2 separate regions of the Homo sapiens genome follow, and region 2 is linked to region 1. A link is an interaction called in ENCODE POLR2A ChIA-PET data of the cell type or tissue named here. Cell type or tissue: CD4-positive, alpha-beta T cell. All regions are shown on one strand. Each heading gives the region's core, and the rest is flanking DNA. Links, peaks and the distances in the headings are about the cores only. Region 1 overlaps CCDC88C (coiled-coil domain containing 88C). Region 2 overlaps CCDC88C-DT (CCDC88C divergent transcript).

The links. Peaks named below come from ENCODE experiments on the same cell type or tissue, not always from the same donor. Only the 100,000 strongest peaks of a DNase experiment are listed, where the experiment ranks them.
Region 2: POLR2A ChIA-PET joins it to region 1 with 5 read pairs; 16 of 35 experiments call an interaction of 5 or more read pairs at or near these places.

What each region holds. Positions count from the first base shown.
Region 1 is chr14:91,346,153-91,351,793 of GRCh38, forward strand. All of the region lies in intron 4 of CCDC88C (coiled-coil domain containing 88C), which reads right to left. Among named protein-coding and RNA genes, the nearest start is that of CCDC88C, 69 kb to the right of the region's middle. RefSeq lists enhancers at 3,110-3,189, 4,567-4,616, 4,737-4,786. In CD4-positive, alpha-beta T cell, for the core only: no CTCF peak of the experiment used is centred there; DNase peaks (open chromatin) are centred at 2,989, 3,469, 4,411 and 4,969; H3K4me3 peaks cover 2,008 bases; H3K27ac peaks cover 3,546 bases.
Region 2 is chr14:91,424,116-91,436,854 of GRCh38, forward strand. It overlaps CCDC88C-DT (CCDC88C divergent transcript), which reads left to right. Exons shown (of 3, transcript NR_184261.1): 3 at 459-744. Among named protein-coding and RNA genes, the nearest start is that of CCDC88C-DT, 12 kb to the left of the region's middle. In CD4-positive, alpha-beta T cell, for the core only: CTCF peaks have their summits at 3,296 (motif pointing left) and 3,501 (motif pointing right); DNase peaks (open chromatin) are centred at 1,716 and 3,316.

The DNA of each region.
Region 1 (5,641 bases), core at 642-5,641:
GAATATGCGACCTCCTCCTAAGACCCCTCAACTGAGAAATAGCTAAAATTGGCTTTCCTTGAGATAATGACATCATTGTCAAGCCTCAGAACTGGGAACTGGGGGTTCACTGAACCAGAAACACACCCCGCCCCCCAGCCTGAAGGCAGGGCAGGGAGAGACTGGTGGGTTGGACCACAGGGTCTAAGGCCACTTTCCTGCTCTGGAGGACACACCTGAGAATAAGGCTCAGCGTTGCAAAGCAATCTTCTAAGGTTAAATCCTTCTCCTGCTAGTAAGTGTAGAAATTCATCAATATTTGAAATGGAAAAATTCTCAAAATCTTAGGATTTTTTTTTTTTACTTGAGATCTTTTATTTGGCCCAAGATACTCTAATCCATAGAATAAATATCACCACAGTGACTCACTTCCCTATTAACGTGGAGCTATTCATCAGCCACTTAATTTTAGTTTCGATAAAGAGAAAAGGGGCTGGGCACAGTGGCTCATGCCTGTAATCCTAGCACTTTGGGAGGCCAAGGTGGGAGGTGAGGTCAGGAGTTCGAAACCAGCCTGGCCAACATGGTGAAACCTCGACTCTACCAAAGGTACAAAAATTAGCTGGGCGTGGTGGCACGCGTCTGTAATCCCAGCTGCTTGGGAGGTTGAGGCAGGAGAATCACTTGAACCCAGGAGGCGGAGGTTGCAGTGAGCTGAAATTGCTCCACTGCACTCCAGCCTTGGCGACAAAGGAAGACTCTGTCTCAAAAAAAGAGAGAGAAAAGGGAATGCCCACATGAGTGTTAACAAAGCCTCCAATCAGTCTTTCTGACAGTGCTTGCCGGCTCAGCCCAAGTCACCCACCTCCCCCTTTCCCTTTTGTCGGCCCACAGATCACTGGCAAGTGCTCATCACATGCCCATGCTGGATATAAGAGGCACAGACCCTTCCCAGCCGTCACTGGCTTGTCTTCCTACAATGAGACTCACTTTTTGAAAGGCCACTCACCTGGTACTGTACCCACCACAGGAGCTGAAACACTAAGAAAGCACTTAAGGGCCTGAGATCAGCCCAAACAGAAGTCAGGGTTTGCACAGAAAATCTTTATGTACTCTATTCGCAGCAAAGTCCCCAAATAAACTAATTACATCACACTGTAGAATCATTTGGACAACTCTGGTGATCCATTTCCCCAGCCCAAAGCACATTACAACAGCAAATTAAAAGGGAGGAAAGTGCTAGAGAGGCTCACTGATGGTGTTCTGAGAGCAAGGAAGAGACCAGAAACCTTGCACACACACTAGAGGGCTCAAAACTACACTCTGAGGCCGGGTGAACTCAAACAAATTTACAAGAAAAAAACAAACAACCCCATCAAAAAGTGGGTGAAGGACATGAACAGACACTTCTCAAAAGAAGACATTTATGCAGCCAAAAAACACATGAAAAAATGCTCACCATCACTGGCCATCAGAGAAATGCAAATCAAAACCACAATGAGATACCATCTCACACCAGTTAGAATGGCGATCATTAAAAAGTCAGGAAACAACAGGTGCTGGAGAGGATGTGGAGAAACAGGAACACTTTTACACTGTTGGTGGGACTGTAAACCAGTTCAACCCTTGTGGAAGTCAGTGTGGCGATTCCTCAGGGATCTAGAACTAGAAATACCATTTGACCCAGCCATCCCATTACTGGGTATATACCCAAAGGATTATAAATCATGCTGCTATAAAGACACATGCACACGTACGTTTATAGTGGCACTATTCACAATAGCAAAGACTTGGAACCAACCTAAATGTCCAACAACCATAGACTGGATAAAGAAAATGTGGCACATATACACCATGGAATACTATGCAGCCATAAAAAATGGTGAGTTTTTGAGATGGAGTCTCGCTCTGTCACCCAGGCTAGAGTGCAGTGGTGCAAGCTCAGCTCACTGCAACCTCTGCCTCCTGGGTTCAAGCGATTCTCCTGCCTCAGCCTCCCGAGTAGCTGGGATTACAGGCGCACACCACCATGCCCAGCCAATTTTTGTATTTTCATTAGAGATGGGGTTTCACCATGTTGGCCAGGCTTGTCTCAAACTCCTGACCTCAAGTGATCTGCTTGCCTTGGCCTCCCAAAGTGCTGGGATTACAGGTGTGAGCCACTGCGCCCAGCCAAGACCCTATCTCTATTAAAAAAAAAAAAAAAAAAAAATTAGCCTGGCCTGGTGGTGCACTATTTGGGAGGCTGAGGTAGGAGGATCGCCTGAGCCTGGGAGGGTGAAGCTGCAGTGAGCTTTGATTGTGCCACTGCACTGTAGCCTGGGCGACAGAGCAAGACCCTGTCTCCAAAACAAACAAATAAACAAAAAACACCACAAAAACAAACAACACTCCGAGGCTGTTTGGTGACAGAGCAAACGGTTCTACTCTCTCAGCACCCTGCAATCACACACAATGACAACCCTGAGTTCATTCATTCCCTCATTCATCCCAACACCCATTAGACATCAAGAAAACAATCTGACCCACAGCACAGGTTAGAAGAGTATGGATTCCTGTTTGCTAAGGTTTGTAACAGGAGGGAAAAAGGCTTTAAAGGTAGAGAATTAAGTTTAGAAAAATATTCATGAAAAAAATAAACTCTTTGGTGATGAACAGGTTACTAAGAAATTCACCTCTGCCCTCATTCAAATGAAGCAGAGTGATGCTTGCTCTCACCAGGCTGAGTGAATAGAAACATTTGCTTATTAACAAAAACATCCTGTGATCCCCACCCCTACAGATTCCTACAAAATTTTTTTTTAAAAAGCGCCCAGGGCGGGAAGCAGAAGTTTCCTCATTTCTCATGAGAAGCCGATGCCCAATTTCTTTCAGGATTTCAGTCATAAGAAAAACCGCTATTTCCATAAATCTACCAGATTGTGGGTTTTGAATAGTTTCAAAACACAGCAGAAGATTCCCTCCTGGGTCCTTGCCAGTAAGACTGGCTCAGTGACACAGTCAAGCAGGCCAAGATCAAACAAACCTACAGACAGCTCCCTGCCAAGTACCTACTATGTGCTGGGAGCCAAACCAGCAATCAGAAAGCTGATAAATGCTATGGGAACCCGGGAAAGGAACTTCTAATTTGCAGCAAGGCCCAGGGCAAGGACTCTAAAGGGAATAACCTTTGAGCTGAGTTCCACAGATAAGGAGGAGACAGACTTATCGGGTAGGCAAGTGTGGGCTTTCCAGGCCCAGGGAACAGCACATGCGAAGGCCAAGAGGTAAGAGAGCACGCTGCTTGTCAAAGTATAAGTGCTTTATGGTTACACTTACTCGAGCTGCTGTTCAGAGGGAGAAACGGGGGCAGGTTATAAAACGACGTGAATTTCTACACCAAAAAAGTCACAAGCAACCACTGCGGGCGGGGATCGAGAAACATCAGACCGGACACACTCCACACTTAACACAACTACACTCTGTTGAGAATAGGAGAACCCCTGGGGGAATCCCAGGACGGCCTGAGTCAATAGCTGAGTCTAAGAAAAACCTTACCTTACTACCTGCTTCCTGGAGTCTTGACACAAAGAAATTCACCCCAGCCTTTCTTAGCAGAAATGCAATGCAGGCAGGCCAACATAAGCTATATAGAAAGCTGCAGACGTTAACAGTCATAAGCTTCCAAAACAAAAGGGAAACTGCCTGATAGCACACGTTTCTAAGGGCAGAGGTGAGGATAGAAAAGTAGTTGCACAATTAAAATACACCATCCTCTAAAATGTGCATTATATCAAGGTTTGAAAATTCCCCGACTTGCTAACTCTGAGTCCATGGCAGACATGATTAGTCAATCACAGCACTTTCTGACTTAGGGTGGAACTAGGCCTCAGAATCCTTCTGAACACAGCCCTCCACAGACTACCAGTTAATGGAAGTTAACACATGGAACAAAACCTATCTTCCTTCCATGACTGGTACATAATGTGTATAGTCCTTTTTGACTCCACTCTGGTTCTTTAAGCTGTAGTCATGCACATGTTCAGAAGACACTTTTTTTTTTTTTTGGAGACAGAGTCTCACTCTGTCACCCAGGTTGGAGTGCAGTGGCACAATTTCGGCTCACTGCAAACTCCGCCTCCCGGGTTCAAGAGATTCTCCTGCCTCGGCCTCCCAAGTAGCTGGGACTACAGGCACCCACCACCACGCCTGGCTAATTTTTGTATTTTTTAGTAGAGACAGGGTTTCACCATGTTGGCCAGGCTGGTCTTGAGCTCCTGACCTCAAGTGATTCATCCGTCTTGGCCTCCCAAAGTGCCGGGATTACAGGTGTGAGCCACCATGCCCAGACAGAAGACACTTTCTGATTTCTGGATACAGGAACTAATTCTTGTTGTGTATAAACAATGACTGAGGTGTGAAGCTGGGGATTTAAGCAATGGCAGGCAAGCATCCCTTTCCCTTCCTGCCCCAAACTGCACACTCTCTGCCCTTGCTGGGGTCAAAGGCACAGTGATGTCTCTCCACAGACGAACAGGGGTCAGAGATAAAGCAGTGAAACTGATTCCTCTGTCTTGCTAACTCAGCTCCCCACAACCACAGAGGCCCAGGACCTGCAAATGACCAGCCAGGCTCAGGGTTTAACCCTCACAACCTGGAAGGACTGACCATATTCCATAGAGTAATTCTGCCCTTCCCTCCTACAGACCACCATTACTGCACCTTAATATACGGCATGCTACCATGTGACTTAATTCTAAAAGCAATCCCCCGAGGACGGCATGATGACTCCATCTCAGAAATAGAAGGATGCAGCTCAGAAAGGCTGAGTCACAGAACTAAGATCTGTCCCCGGGTCCACCACTACCTACCATCTCCTAACTTATTTATGTTTCCTTCCAAAGCAGGGAGCTATGTGGTTTCGCTTCTGATCCCGGTGGTCCCACGCAGGTTGTTTAACCAGCGTTTGCTGACTGAGTGAGGTTAACTGTTAGCATCAAGTACCTGGGTTAGAACCGCAAAGAGAGCAGTTTCAGTTTCTCTCTTCTACGGCACGTATGTGTGCTTACTTATTCTACATTCTCTTCTCTTCTGGCTTACATGCTGGTGTGAACCACTAACTGCTTTCCCTGGTTTTGTACTTAAAAACCAGTTATTTCATAAGGATGCTCACGAGGCTGTCACAGTGATTTGAAAACAGCAGTGCACTGAACACGACCCTGTTGTCTCTCCTCAGTACACGGGCACACCCCAACACTCACTCACATGGGCACGGCTCTGAGGGCCCTCCTGAGGGCTCAGCTTACAACGAGAAGAGCTGTTTATTATTATTTTAACAGTTGGGGTACTTCCTAGGCACTGCCGAGGAATACTCAAGGTGGAGAGTTCCCCGTGGGTGGGCACATGGGGATGCTCCATCATATGTGTCCCCACCCATGGGGAAGGAGGCAGGCACCTCTACGCACGGGCTCACATTCTGGGGAGCGGCCCCTGTGGAATCCTCATGTCACCACGTGCCCCCACCCCCCGGCATTAACATAACCAGGCACACATATTTATCAAACGTGGACTCTGGCAGGCGCTAAGCTGCATGCCTGTGTGGAATGGTGCAGGAGCCTCCCGGGGGCACTCTGACTAGTGGCCCTTTACTCTAGTGTCTCTCTGCTGCCCATGTCAAGTCAGT
Region 2 (12,739 bases), core at 907-5,906, 78 kb after region 1:
ATAAGACAACCTTACATGAAACCTTACTAGAAAATGCATAAATTTGGGGTCACCAGATATATGGGTTTGAGTCCTGGCTGTGCCATCTACTAGCAGTGTGACTTGAAACAAATTCTTAATGTCTCTTAGCAAAGGTTTTCTTGTCTACACAGTGTGGCTCCTGCTACCTCCCTCCCAGGAATGCTGTCAGAATGAGGAACAATCTATGTAAAGCACCTGGTACAGCCTAAGTGTTCAATGAAAAGTGGCTTTTTTGATCGTTGAAATTATTAAATTGTTGCATTTATAGCACTTGATATTTTTCAAAGCATTTTCACTTATACTGTCATTTGTCATAAATCTCAATGGAAAAGAGAGTCTAATTAATGTGATCTGCCTAAATTGGCTGAGCAAATTTAGATTTGGGACTAAAAGCCAGGCATCCTGAATGGTTCCATGCTTTCTCTTCCTGATCACAGGCGCTGAAGACATAAGCTGTATTGTAAAGCTATGTGTTAGCTCAGAACTACGTCTTCAGTGACAACATAATGAAGACTAGACGTGACCCTTGACTTTAAGAGCTTGATCGTGCATAGGAGGGACAGCATCTTGGAAAGCATGTATAAGGTACAGAAATAGTACAATGGAGAGTGTGTTTACACCTTAACTTCTTTTGGGGAATTGTGAAAGGCTTTGCTGAGGATGTGATATTTGGCCAGAGTACTTAAGGCTGAATAAAAGCTTGTCCTGCAGATAGGTGGGAAATGTTGCACGTGGTGACTTTCTGGGGCCGCTGTCATGAGGGTGATAAAAAAATTTTACTAAGATAGTTGTCAGTGAGGAAAGGCAGATTTATTAGAGAAACTAGGAAAACATGTTGCAAGGAAGCAATGGGCAGGTCAGCAAGAGAAGAGCTGACTGCAAAGAGACGAAGGCTTGCTGGGGATTTTACGGTATGCCGCTTGTACTGTGTGCTGAAGAGAGCTTTGTGCAGTGCTGGTAATGCCAAGGTTGCAGTGAGCTAACTTGCATTTTTCTATCAGCCGAAGGTCTGCTGATAAGTTGGGTGCAGGAAGATTATGAGTTATTCGTGAAGGAGGGCTGTGTGTCCTGGACCATAAACAAAGGCTGACTTACAGCTTATCTGCTTTCTCCTTTTGCTTTCCCCTGGTCCTGCCAAGCCTAGCTCCTTTTCCCTTACTAGGACTCACAGTAAGGACATTCGAGGCAGAGGGCACACCATGTGGAAAGGCATGTGGGAACCACAACATTGCCGAGACACAGAGGGAGGTGATGTTACTGGGATATGGGGGAGGTGGGCAGGGCCCAGCTTGTGAGAGGGCCAGTGGGCTCAGTCCAGGAGTTTGGACTTTATCTTAAGGAAAGGTGGGAGCCAGCAAAAGGGCTAAAGCTGGAATGGGCCTTGACTAGGTTTGCTTTTCTTTTTCTTTTCTTTTTTTTTTTTTTTGAGACAGACTCAGTCACCCAGGCTGGAGTGCAGTGATGCAATCTTGGCTCACTGCAACCTCCATGATATGGTTTGGCTTTGTGTCCCCGCCCAAATTATCACCTTGAATTGTAATAATCCCCACATGTCAAGGGTGGGGCCAGGTGGAGATAATTGAATCATGGAGGCGGTTTCACCCATACAGTTCTCATGGTAGTGAATAAGTCTCACGAGATCTGGTGGTTTTATAAATGGGAGTTCCTGCGCACAAGCTCTCTTGCCTCCCGCCTTGTGAGATGTGACTTTGTTCCTCATTTGCCTTCTGCCACGATTGTGCGACCTCCCCAGCCGTGCGGAACTGTGAGTCCATTAAACCTCTTTCCTTTGTAAATTCCCCAGTCTCGGGTATGTGTTTATTAGCAGTGTGAGAACAGACTAATACAGTAAATTGGTACCAGGTAGTGAGGTGTTACAGTAAAGATACTCAAAAATTTGGAAGCAACTTTGGAACTGGGTAATAGGTAGAGGTTGGAAGAGTTTGGAGGTCTCAGAAGATGACAGGAAAATATGGGAAAGTTTGGAACTTCCTAGAGAGTTGGAGGGCTCAGAAGACAGGAAGATGTGGGAAAGTTTGGAACTTCCTAGAGAGTTGTTGAATGGCTTTGACCAAAATGCTGATAGTGATAAGGACAATAAGGTCCAGGCTGTGGTGGTCTCAGATGCAGATTAGGAACTTGTTGGGAACTGGAGTAAAGGTCACTCTTGTTACTTTAGCACTAAGAGACTGGCAGCATTTTGCTCCTGCCCTAGAGATCTGTGAAACTTCGAACTTGAGAGAGATGATTTAAGGTATCTGTTTGGAAGAAATTTCTAAGCAGCAAAGCATTCAAGAGGTGATTTAAGTGCCGTTAAAAGCATTCAGTCTTGGCTAGGTTTGGTGGCTCACACCTGTAATCTCAGCACTTTGGGAGGCCAAAGCTGGCGGATCAGTTGAGGTCAGGAGTTCCAGACCAGCCTGGCCAACAGAGCAAAATCCTGTCTCTATTAAAAATATAAAGATCAGCCAGGTGAAGTGGTGTGCTTGCACCTGTAATTCCAGCTACTTGGGAGGCTGAGGCACAAGAATTGCTTGAACCTGGGAGGCAGAGGTTGCAGTGAGCAGAGATTGTGCCACTCCAGCCTGGGTGAGACTCAGTCTCGGAAAAAAAAAAAAAAGTGAGACTTAAAAAAGGTGAGACTCAGTCTCAAAAAAAAAATTCAGTTTTATGTATTCACAAAGACATGGTTTGGAATTGGAACTTCTGTTTAAAAGGGAAGCAGAGCATAAAAGTTAGGAAAATTTGCAGCCCGATGATGCCACAGAAAAGAAAAACCCATTTTCTGAGGGGAAAATTCAACCCACTGCAGAAATTTGTGTAAGTAACTAGGAGCCAAATGTTAATCACTAAGGCAATGGAGAAAATGTCTCCAGAACATGTCAGAGGTCTTCATGGCAGCCCCTCCCATCACAAGCCTGGAGGCCTAGGAGGAAAACATGGTTTCCTGGGCCGGATTCAGGGCCCCGTTGCTTTGTGTAATCTGGGGACTTGGTGCCCTGTGTCCCAGCCGTGGCTGAAAGGGGCCAATGTAGAACTCAGGCCATTGCTTCAGAGGGTGAAGCCCCAAACCTTGGCAGCTTCAACCTGGTATTGGGCCTGTGGGTGCACAGGAGTCAATAATTGAGGTTTGGGAACCTCTGCCTAGATTTCAGAGGATGTATGGAAATGCCAGGATGTCCAGGTAGGGGTGTGCTGCAGAGGCGGTGCCCTCATGAAGAACCTCTGCTAGTGCAGTGTGGAAGGGAAACGTGGGGTCAGAGTCCCCACACAGAGTCCCCACTAGGGCACCACCTAGTGGAGCTGTGAGAGGAGGGCCACTGTCCTCCAGATCACAGAATGGTCGACCTACCAACAGCTTGGACTGTGGGCCTGGAAAAGCCACAGATACTCAACACCAGCCAATGAAAGCAGCCAGGAGTGGGGCTGTACCCTGCAAAACCACAGGGTGGAGCTGCCCAAGACCATAAAGACCCACCTCTTGTATCAGTGTGACCTGGATGTGAGACATGGAGTCAAAGGAGATCATTTTGGAGCTTTAAGATTTAATGACTGCCTTGCTGGAGTTTGGACTTGCATGGAGCCTTGATTTTGGCCAATTTCTCCCATTTGGAACAGGTGTATTTACCAAATGCCTGTACCCCCATTGTATCTAGGAAGTAACTAACTTGCTTTTGGTTTTACAGGCTCATAGGCAGAAGGGACTTGTCTTGTCTCAGATAAGACTTTGGACTTGGACTTTTGGGTTAATGCTAAAATGAGTTAAGACTTTGGAGGACTGTTGGGAAGGCATGATTAGTTTTGAAATATGAAGACATGAGATTTGGGAGGGGCCAGGGGCAAAATGATATGGTTTGGCTCTGTGTCCCCACCCAAATCTCACCTTGAACTGTAATAATTCCCATGTGTCAAGGGCGGGACTAGGTGGAGATAATTGAATGATGGGGATGGTTTCCCCCATACTGTTCTCACAGTAGTGAATAAATCTCATGAGATCTGATGGTTTTGTAAATGGGAGTTCCCCTGCACAAGCTCTCTTTCCTGCCACTGTATAAGATGTGACTTTGCTCCTCATTCACCTTCTTCCATGATCGTGAGGCCTCCCCAACCATATGGAACTGTAAGTCAATTAAACTTCTTTTCTGTATAAATTACCCAGTCTTGGGTATGTCTTTATTAGCAGCGTGAGAACAGACGAATATACTCTACCTCCCAGGTTCAAGTGATTCTCCTGCCTCAGCCTCCCAAGTAGCTGGGATTACAGGTGTGTGTCACCATACCTGGCTAATTTTTGCATTTTTACTGGATGGGATTGTACCATGTTGGCCAGGCTGGTCTCGAACTCCTGGCCCCAGGTGATCCACCCACCTCAGCCTCCCAAAGTGCTGGGGTTACAGGCATGAGCCACCATGCCTGGCCAAGGTTTGCATCTTAGAAAGATCTCTGTGCAACCTCAAAAACAGGATTAAAGAGGAAAAAAGGCAAGGAGATTAAATCAGGAGAGTTTTGCAATAATTCCTGTGAGGGTGATCAGGGTCCAAACTAGAGCAGGGGAGGTGGAGAGGAGGGTTGGTGATTGAATGTGGAGGGCTTGGGGGATTTGGATGGGATAGGAAGACTGAGTTGTGTCACCAACGCTGGGGAGCCTACCCAAATTTCTTTCATGGCCCCTTGCTTGGCAAAGCCTAGTCAGTGGATCCAGCCACAAGCTTGGTAAAAATGCAGTCTCAGAACCCTCCCAAGGCCTACTTGAATCAGAATCTGCACTTGAGGCTGGGCGCAGTGGCTCATGCCTGTAATCCCAGCACTTTGGGAGGCCAATGCAGGCAGATCACTTGAGGTCAGGGGTTTGAGACCAGTTTGGCCAACATGGTAAAACCCCATCTCTACAAAAAAAAAAAAAAAAAAAAAAAAAAAATTAGCCAGGCTTGGTGGCAGGCATCCCAGCTACTTGGGAGGCTGAGGCATGAGAATTGCTTGAACCTGGGAGTGAGCCAAGATTGTGCCACTGCACTCCAGCCTGAGCAACAGAGCGAGAGTCCATCTCAAAAAGAAAAAAAAAGAATCTGCATTTGAACAAGGTCCCTAGTTGATTCCTAGGTGCCTTTAAGTTGAAGCAGCAGAGCTCAAGAAAGCATTGCTTTCATTCACTCTTTCATAGCCAGCTGGCCTCCAGCAGGAGCCTCAATCTGGTAAAGATAGGTTTACTGTAAAGGTGCAGGATTAAAGGATGTATCACAATATATCCGTGTTCAATAGTATCTGGCACCAGAAGTATCTGGGTAATGGAAGAGAAACAGGTTTGAAATGTACAGGACTAGCCAAGTGACACAGAGTAGATAGCTGGCGGGAGGAAGCAAAGAGAGAGATTTCTTTGAGCCCCAGACTCTGCTGGTTCATTTCCAAATTCTAAACTCGTAGCATGTTTTCATGTGTAACAGTCAATAAGCAAGACTAATATTTATTGTTTAATACCTAAGGGTGAGCACATTTTCAACAATGGCTTACTTGTTTAAGGGTATTTTTAAAACATCAACAGGGAAATAAATGACTTTGAGACCTTGTCGCTGAAAAGTTTCCTGTAATCTTTGCTCATGTAACTGAGGCAGAACAGGACAAAGCATTTTTGGGACCTGATGCAGCCTTTGAACGGGGGTCCTAACTCTGGGGTTCTGAAAACACCTTTTTATGATTAAATGTTAAGACCAGGCCAGGCGCAGTGGCTCACACCTGTAATCCCAGCACTTTGGGAGGCCAAGGCAGGTGGATGACTTGAGGTCAGGAGTTCGAGACCAGCCTGACCAATATAGTGAATACCTGTCTCTACTAAAAATACAAAAATGAGCCAGGCATGGTGGCGCACACCTGTAATTCCAGCTACTCAGGAGGCTGAGGCAGGAGAATCACTTGAACCCAGGAGGTGGAGTTTGCAGTGAGCCAAGATCGCGCCACTGCACTGCAGCCTGGGCAACAGAGTGACACTCTGTCTCAAAAAATAAAAGACCTAAGTGAACCACCAACAATATGTGAAAGTGCTTGTTTCTCTACCCCACCACTGTACCACCAGAGGGGACTGTTAAACTTTTGAATCTTTGCAATGTGATCAATTAGAAATGGAGTCTCATTGTAGTTTTAATTTGCCTTTTCTCTTATTGCAAGTGAACTTGAACATCATGTTTCTAGTACATCTTTTAATATCTCAGCCAGGTGTGGTGGCTCACACCTGTAATCCCAGCACTTTGGGAGGCCAATGTGGGCAGATCATCTGAGGTAAGCAGTTTGAGAACAGCCTGGTCAACACGGCAAAACTGTGTCACTACTAAAAACACAAAAATTAGTGGGACGTGGTGGCAGGCACCTGTAATCCCAGTACTCAGGAGGCTGAGGCAGGAGAATTGCTTGAACTTGGGAGGTGGAGGTTGCAGTGAGCTGAGATCGTGCCACTACACTCCAGCCTGAGTGACAAATGAAACTCTGTCTCAAAAAAAAAATCTATTTGTGAACTGTCTGTTCAAATATCTTTTTTCCATTTATCTATAGGATTTTTGGACATTGTCAACATTTTAAAGAGTTCTTCATATAAATTAGGATTTTTGCCCCTTGGTGATGTATGTCACATATATTTTCTGCCAGTTTATCATTTTTCTTTTGACTTTGTTTTTGCTACAAAAATGTTATGTATTGTTATATATTTATACCTGTCAATATGGTGGATTACATTGATTGACTTTTCTTTTTTTTTTTAATTTAAGTTTTAGGGTACATGTGCACATTGTGCAGGTTAGTTACATATGTATACATGTGCCACGCTGGTGCACTGCACCCACTAACTCGTCATCTAGCATTAGGTATATCTCCCAATGCTATCCCTCCCCCCTCCCCCCACCCCACCATAGTCCCCAGAGTGTGATATTCCCCTTCCTGTGTCCATGTGATCTCATTGTTCAATTCCCACCTATGAGTGAGAATATGCGGTGTTTGGTTTTTTGTTCTTGCGATAGTTTACTGAGAATGATGATTTCCAGTTTCATCCATGTCCCTACAAAGGACATAAACTCATCATTTTTTATGGCTGCATAGTATTCCATGGTGTATATGTGCCACATTTTCTTAATCCAGTCTATCATTGTTGGACATTTGGGTTGGTTCCAAGTCTTTGCTATTGTGAATAATGCCGCAATAAACATACGTGTGCATGTGTCTTTATAGCAGCATGATTTATAGTCCTTTGGGTATATACCCAGTAATGGGATGTCTGGGTCAAATGGTATTTCTAGTTCTAGATCCCTGAGGAATCACCACACTGACTTCCACAATGGTTGAACTAGTTTACAGTCCCACCAACAGTGTAAAAGTGTTCCTATTTCTCCACGTCCTCTCCAGCACCTGTTGTTTCCTGACTTTTTAATGATTGCCGTTCTAACTGGTGTGAGATGGTATCTCATTGCGGTTTTGATTTGCATTTCTCTGATGGCCAGTGATGATTAGCATTTTTTCATGTGTTTTTTGGCTGCATAAATGTCTTCTTTTGAGAAGTGTCTGTTCATGTCCTTCGCCCACTTTTTGATGGGGTTGTTTGTTTTTTTCTTGTAAATTTGTTTGAGTTCATTGTAGATTCTGGATATTAGCCCTTTGTCAGATGAGTAGGTTGTGAAAATTTTCTCCCATTTTGTAGGTTGCCTGTTCACTCTCATGGTAGTTTCTTTTGCTGTGCAGAAGCTCTTTAGTTTAATTAGATCCCATTTGTCAATTTTGTCTTTTGTTGCCATTGCTTTTGGTGTTTTGGACATGAAGTCCTTGCCCATGCCTATGTCTTGAATGGTGATGCCTAGGTTTTCTTCTAGGGTTTTTATGGTTTTAGGTCTAACGTTTAAGTCTTTAATCCATCTTGCATTGATTTTTGTATAAGGTGTAAGGAAGGGATCCAGTTTCAGCTTTCTACATACGGCTAGCCAGTTTTCCCCGCACCATTTATTAAATACGGAATCCTTTCCCTATTGCTTCTTTTTCTCAGGTTTGTCAAAGATCAGATAGTTATAGATATGCGGCATTATTTCTGAGGGCTCTGTTCTGTTCCATTGATCTATATCTCTGTTTTGGTACCAGTACCATGCTGTTTTGGTTACTGTAGCCTTGTAGTATAGTTTGAAGTCAGGTAGTGTGATGCCTCCAGCTTTGTTCTTTTGGCTTAGGATTGCCTTGGCAATGCGGGCTCTTTTTTGGTTCCGTATGAACTTTAAAGTAGTTTTTTCCAATTCTGTGAAGAAAGTCATTGGTAGCTTGATGGGGATGGCATTGAATCTGTAAATTACCTTGGGCAGTATGGCCATTTTCACGATATTGATTCTTCCTACCCATGAGCATGGAATGTTCTTCCATTTGTTTGTATCCTCTTTTATTTCCTTGAGCAGTGGTTTGTAGTTCTCCTTGAAGAGGTCCTTCACCTCCCTTGTAAGTTGGATTCCTAGGTATTTTATTCTCTTTGAAGCAATTGTGAATGAGAGTTCACTCATGATTTGGCTCTCTGTTTGTCTGTTATTGGTGTATAAGAATGCTTGTGATTTTTGTACATTGATTTTATATCCTGAGACTTTGCTGAAGTTGCTTATCAGCTTAAGGAGATTTTGGGCTGAGACAATGGGGTTTTCTAGATATACAATCATGTCATCTGCAAACAGGGACAATTTGACTTCCTCTTTTCCTAATTGAATACCCTTTCTTTTCTTCTCCTGCCTAATTGCCCTGGCCAGAACTTCCAACACTATGTTGAATAGGAGTGGTGAGAGAGGGCATCCCTGTCTTGTGCCAGTTTTCAAAGGGAATGCTTCCAGTTTTTGCCCATTCAGTATGATATTGGCTGTGGGTTTGTCATAGATAGCTCTTATTATTTTGAAATACGTCCCATCAATACCTAATTTATTGAGAGTTTTTAGCATGAAGGGTTGTTGAATTTTGTCAAAGGCTTTTTCTGCATCTATTGAGATAATCATGTGGTTTTTGTCTTTGGCTCTGTTTATATGCTGGATTACATTTATTGATTTGCATATATTGAACCAGCCTTGCATCCCAGGGATGAAGCCCACTTGATCATGGTGGATAAGCTTTTTGATGTGCTGCTGGATTCGTTTTGCCAGTATTTTATTGAGGATTTTTGCATCAATGTTCATCAAGGATATTGGTCTAAAATTCTCTTTTTTGGTTGTGTCTCTGCCTGGCTTTGGTATCAGAATGATGCTGGCCTCATAAAATGAGTTAGGGAGGATTCCCTCTTTTTCTATTGATTGGAATAGTTTCAGAAGGAATGGTACCAGTTCCTCCTTGTACCTCTGATAGAATTCGGCTGTGAATCCATCTGGTCCTGGACTCTTTTTGGTTGGTAAACTATTGATTATTGCCACAATTTCAGCTCCTGTTATTGGTCTATTCAGAGATTCAACTTCTTCCTGGTTTAGTCTTGGGAGAGTGTATGTGTTGAGGAATTTATCCATTTCTTCTAGATTTTCTAGTTTATTTGCGTAGAGGTGTTTGTAGTATTCTCTGATGGTAGTTTGTATTTCTGTGGGATCGGTGGTGATATCCCCTTTATCATTTTTTATTGTGTCTATTTGATTCTTCTCTCTTTTTTTCTTTATTAGTCTTGCTAGCAGTCTATCAATTTTGTTGATCCTTTCAAAAAACCAGCTCCTGGATTCATTAATTTTTTGAAGGGTTTTTTGTGTCTCTATTTCCTTCAGTTCTGCTCTGGTTTTAGTTATTTCTTGCCTTCTGCTAGCTTTTGAATGTGTTTGCTCTTGCTTTTCTAGTTCTTTTAATTGTGATGTTAGGGTGTCAATTTTGGATCTTTCCTGCTTTCTCTTGTGGGCATTTAGTGCTATAAATTTCCCTCTACACACTGCTTTGAATGCGTCCCAGAGATTCTGGTATGTTGTGTCTTTGTTCTCATTGGTTTCAAAGAACATCTTTATTTCTGCCTTCATTTCGTTATGTATCCAGTAGTCATTCAGGAGCAGGTTGTTCAGTTTCCATGTAGTTGAGCGGTTTTGAGTGAGATTCTTAATCCTGAGTTCTAGTTTGATTGCACTGTGGTCTGAGAGATAGTTTGTTATAATTTCTGTTCTTTTACATTTGCTGAGGAGAGCTTTACTTCCAACTATGTGGTCAATTTTGGAATAGGTGTGGTGTGGTGCTGAAAAAAATGTATATTCTGTTGATTTGGGGTGGAGAGTTCTGTAGATGTCTATTAGGTCCGCTTGGTGCAGAGCTGAGTTCAATTCCTGGGTATCCTTGTTGACTTTCTGTCTCGTTGATCTGTCTAATGTTGACAGTGGGGTGTTAAAGTCTCCCATTATTAATGTGTGGGAGTCTAAGTCTCTTTGTAGGTCACTCAGGACTTGCTTTATGAATCTGGGTGCTCCTGTATTGGGTGCATATATATTTAGGATAGTTAGCTCTTCTTGTTGAATTGATCCTTTTACCATTATGTAATGGCCTTCTTTGTCTCTTTTGATCCTTGTTGGTTTAAAGTCTGTTTTATCAGACACTAGGATTGCAACCCCTGCCTTTTTTTGTTTTCCATTTGCTTGGTAGATCTTCCTCCATCTTTTTATTTTGAGCCTATGTGTGTCTCTGCACATGAGATGGGTTTCCTGAATACAGCACACTGATGGGTCTTGACTCTTTATCCAATTTGCCAGTCTGTGTCTTTTAATTGGAGCATTTAGTCCATTTACATTTAAAGTTAATATTGTTATGTGTGAATTTGATCCTCTCATTATGATGTTAGCTGGTGATTTTGCTCGTTAGTTGATGCAGTTTCTTCCTAGTCTCGATGGTCTTTACATTTTGGCATGATTTTGCAGCGGCTGGTACTGGTTGTTCCTTTCCATGTTTAGCTCTTCCTTCAGGAGCTCTTTTAGGGCAGGCCTGGTGGTGACAAAATCTCTCAGCATTTGCTTGTCTGTAAAGTATTTTATTTCTCCTTCACTTATGAAGCTTAGTTTGGCTGGATATGAAATTCTGGGTTGAAAATTCTTTCCTTTAAGAATGTTGAATATTGGCCCCCACTCTCTTCTGGCTTGTAGGGTTTCTGCCGAGAGATCCGCTGTTAGTCTGATGGGCTTCCCTTTGAGGGTAACCCGACCTTTCTCTCTGGCTGCCCTTAACATTTTTTCCTTCATTTCAACTTTGGTGAATCTGACAATTATGTGTCTTGGAGTTGCTCTTCTCAAGGAGTATCTTTGTGGCGTTCTCTGTATTTCCTGAATCTGAACGTTGGCCTGCCTTGCTAGATTGGGGAAGTTCTCCTGGATAATATCCTGCAGAGTGTTTTCCAACTTGGTTCCATTCTCCCCATCACTTTCAGGTACACCAATCAGATGTAGATTTGGTCTTTTCACATAGTCCCATATTTCTTGGAGGCTTTGCTCATTTCTTTTTATTCTTTTTTCTCTAAACTTCCCTTCTCGCTTCATTTCATTCATTTCATCTTCCATCGCTGATACCCTTTCTTCCAGTTGATCGCATCAGCTCCTGAGGCTTCTGCATTCTTCACGTAGTTCTCGAGCCTTGGTTTTCAGCTCCATCAGCTCCTTTAAGCACTTCTCTGTATTGGTTATTCTAGTTATACATTCTTCTAAATTTTTTTCAAAGTTGTCAACTTCTTTGCCTTTGGTTTGAATGTCCTCCCGTAGCTCAGAGTAATTTGATCGTCTGAAGCCTTCTTCTCTCAGCTCGTCAAAGTCATTCTCCATCCAGCTTTGTTCCGTTGCTGGTGAGGAACTGCGTTCCTTTGGAGGAGGAGAGATGCTCTGCGTTTTAGAGTTTCCAGTTTTTCTGTTCTGTTTTTTCCCCATCTTTGTGGTTTTATCTACTTTTGGTCTTTGATGATGGTGATGTACAGATGGGTTTTTGGTGTGGATGTCCTTTCTGTTTGTTAGTTTTCCTTCTAACAGACAGGACCCTCAGCTGCAGGTCTGTTGGAATACCCTGCCGTGTGAGGTGTCAGTGTGCCCCTGCTGGGGGGTGCCTCCCAGTTAGGCTGCTCGGGGGTCAGGGGTCAGGGACCCACTTGAGGAGGCAGTCTGCCCGTTCTCAGATCTCCAGCTGCGTGCTGGGAGAACCACTGCTCTCTTCAAAGCTGTCAGACAGGGACATTTAAGTCTGCAGAGGTTACTGCTGTCTTTTTGTTTGTCTGTGCCCTGCCCCCAGAGGTGGAGCCTACAGAGGCAGGCAGGCCTCCTTGAGCTGCTGTGGGCTCCACCCAGTTCGAGCTTCCAGGCTGCTTTGTTTACCTAAGGAAGCCTGGGCAATGGCGGGCGCCCCTCCCCCAGCCTCGCTGCCACCTTGCAGTTTGATCTCAGACTGCTGTGCTAGCAATCAGCGAGACTCCATGGGCGTATGACCCTCTGAGCCAGGTGCGGGATATAATCTCGTGGTGCGCTGTTTTTTAAGCCGGTCCGAAAAGCGCAATATTCGGGTGGGAGTGACCCGATTTTCCAGGTGCGTCCCTCACCCCTTTCTTTGACTCGGAAAGGGAAGTCCCTGACCCCTTGCGCTTCCCAAGTGAGGCAATGCCTCGCCCTGCTTCAGCTCGCGCACGGTGCGCGCACCCACTGACCTGCGCCCACTGTCTGGCACTCCCTAGTGAGATGAACCCGGTACCTCTGATGGAAATGCAGAAATCACCCGTCTTCTGTGTCGCTCACGCTGGGAGCGGTAG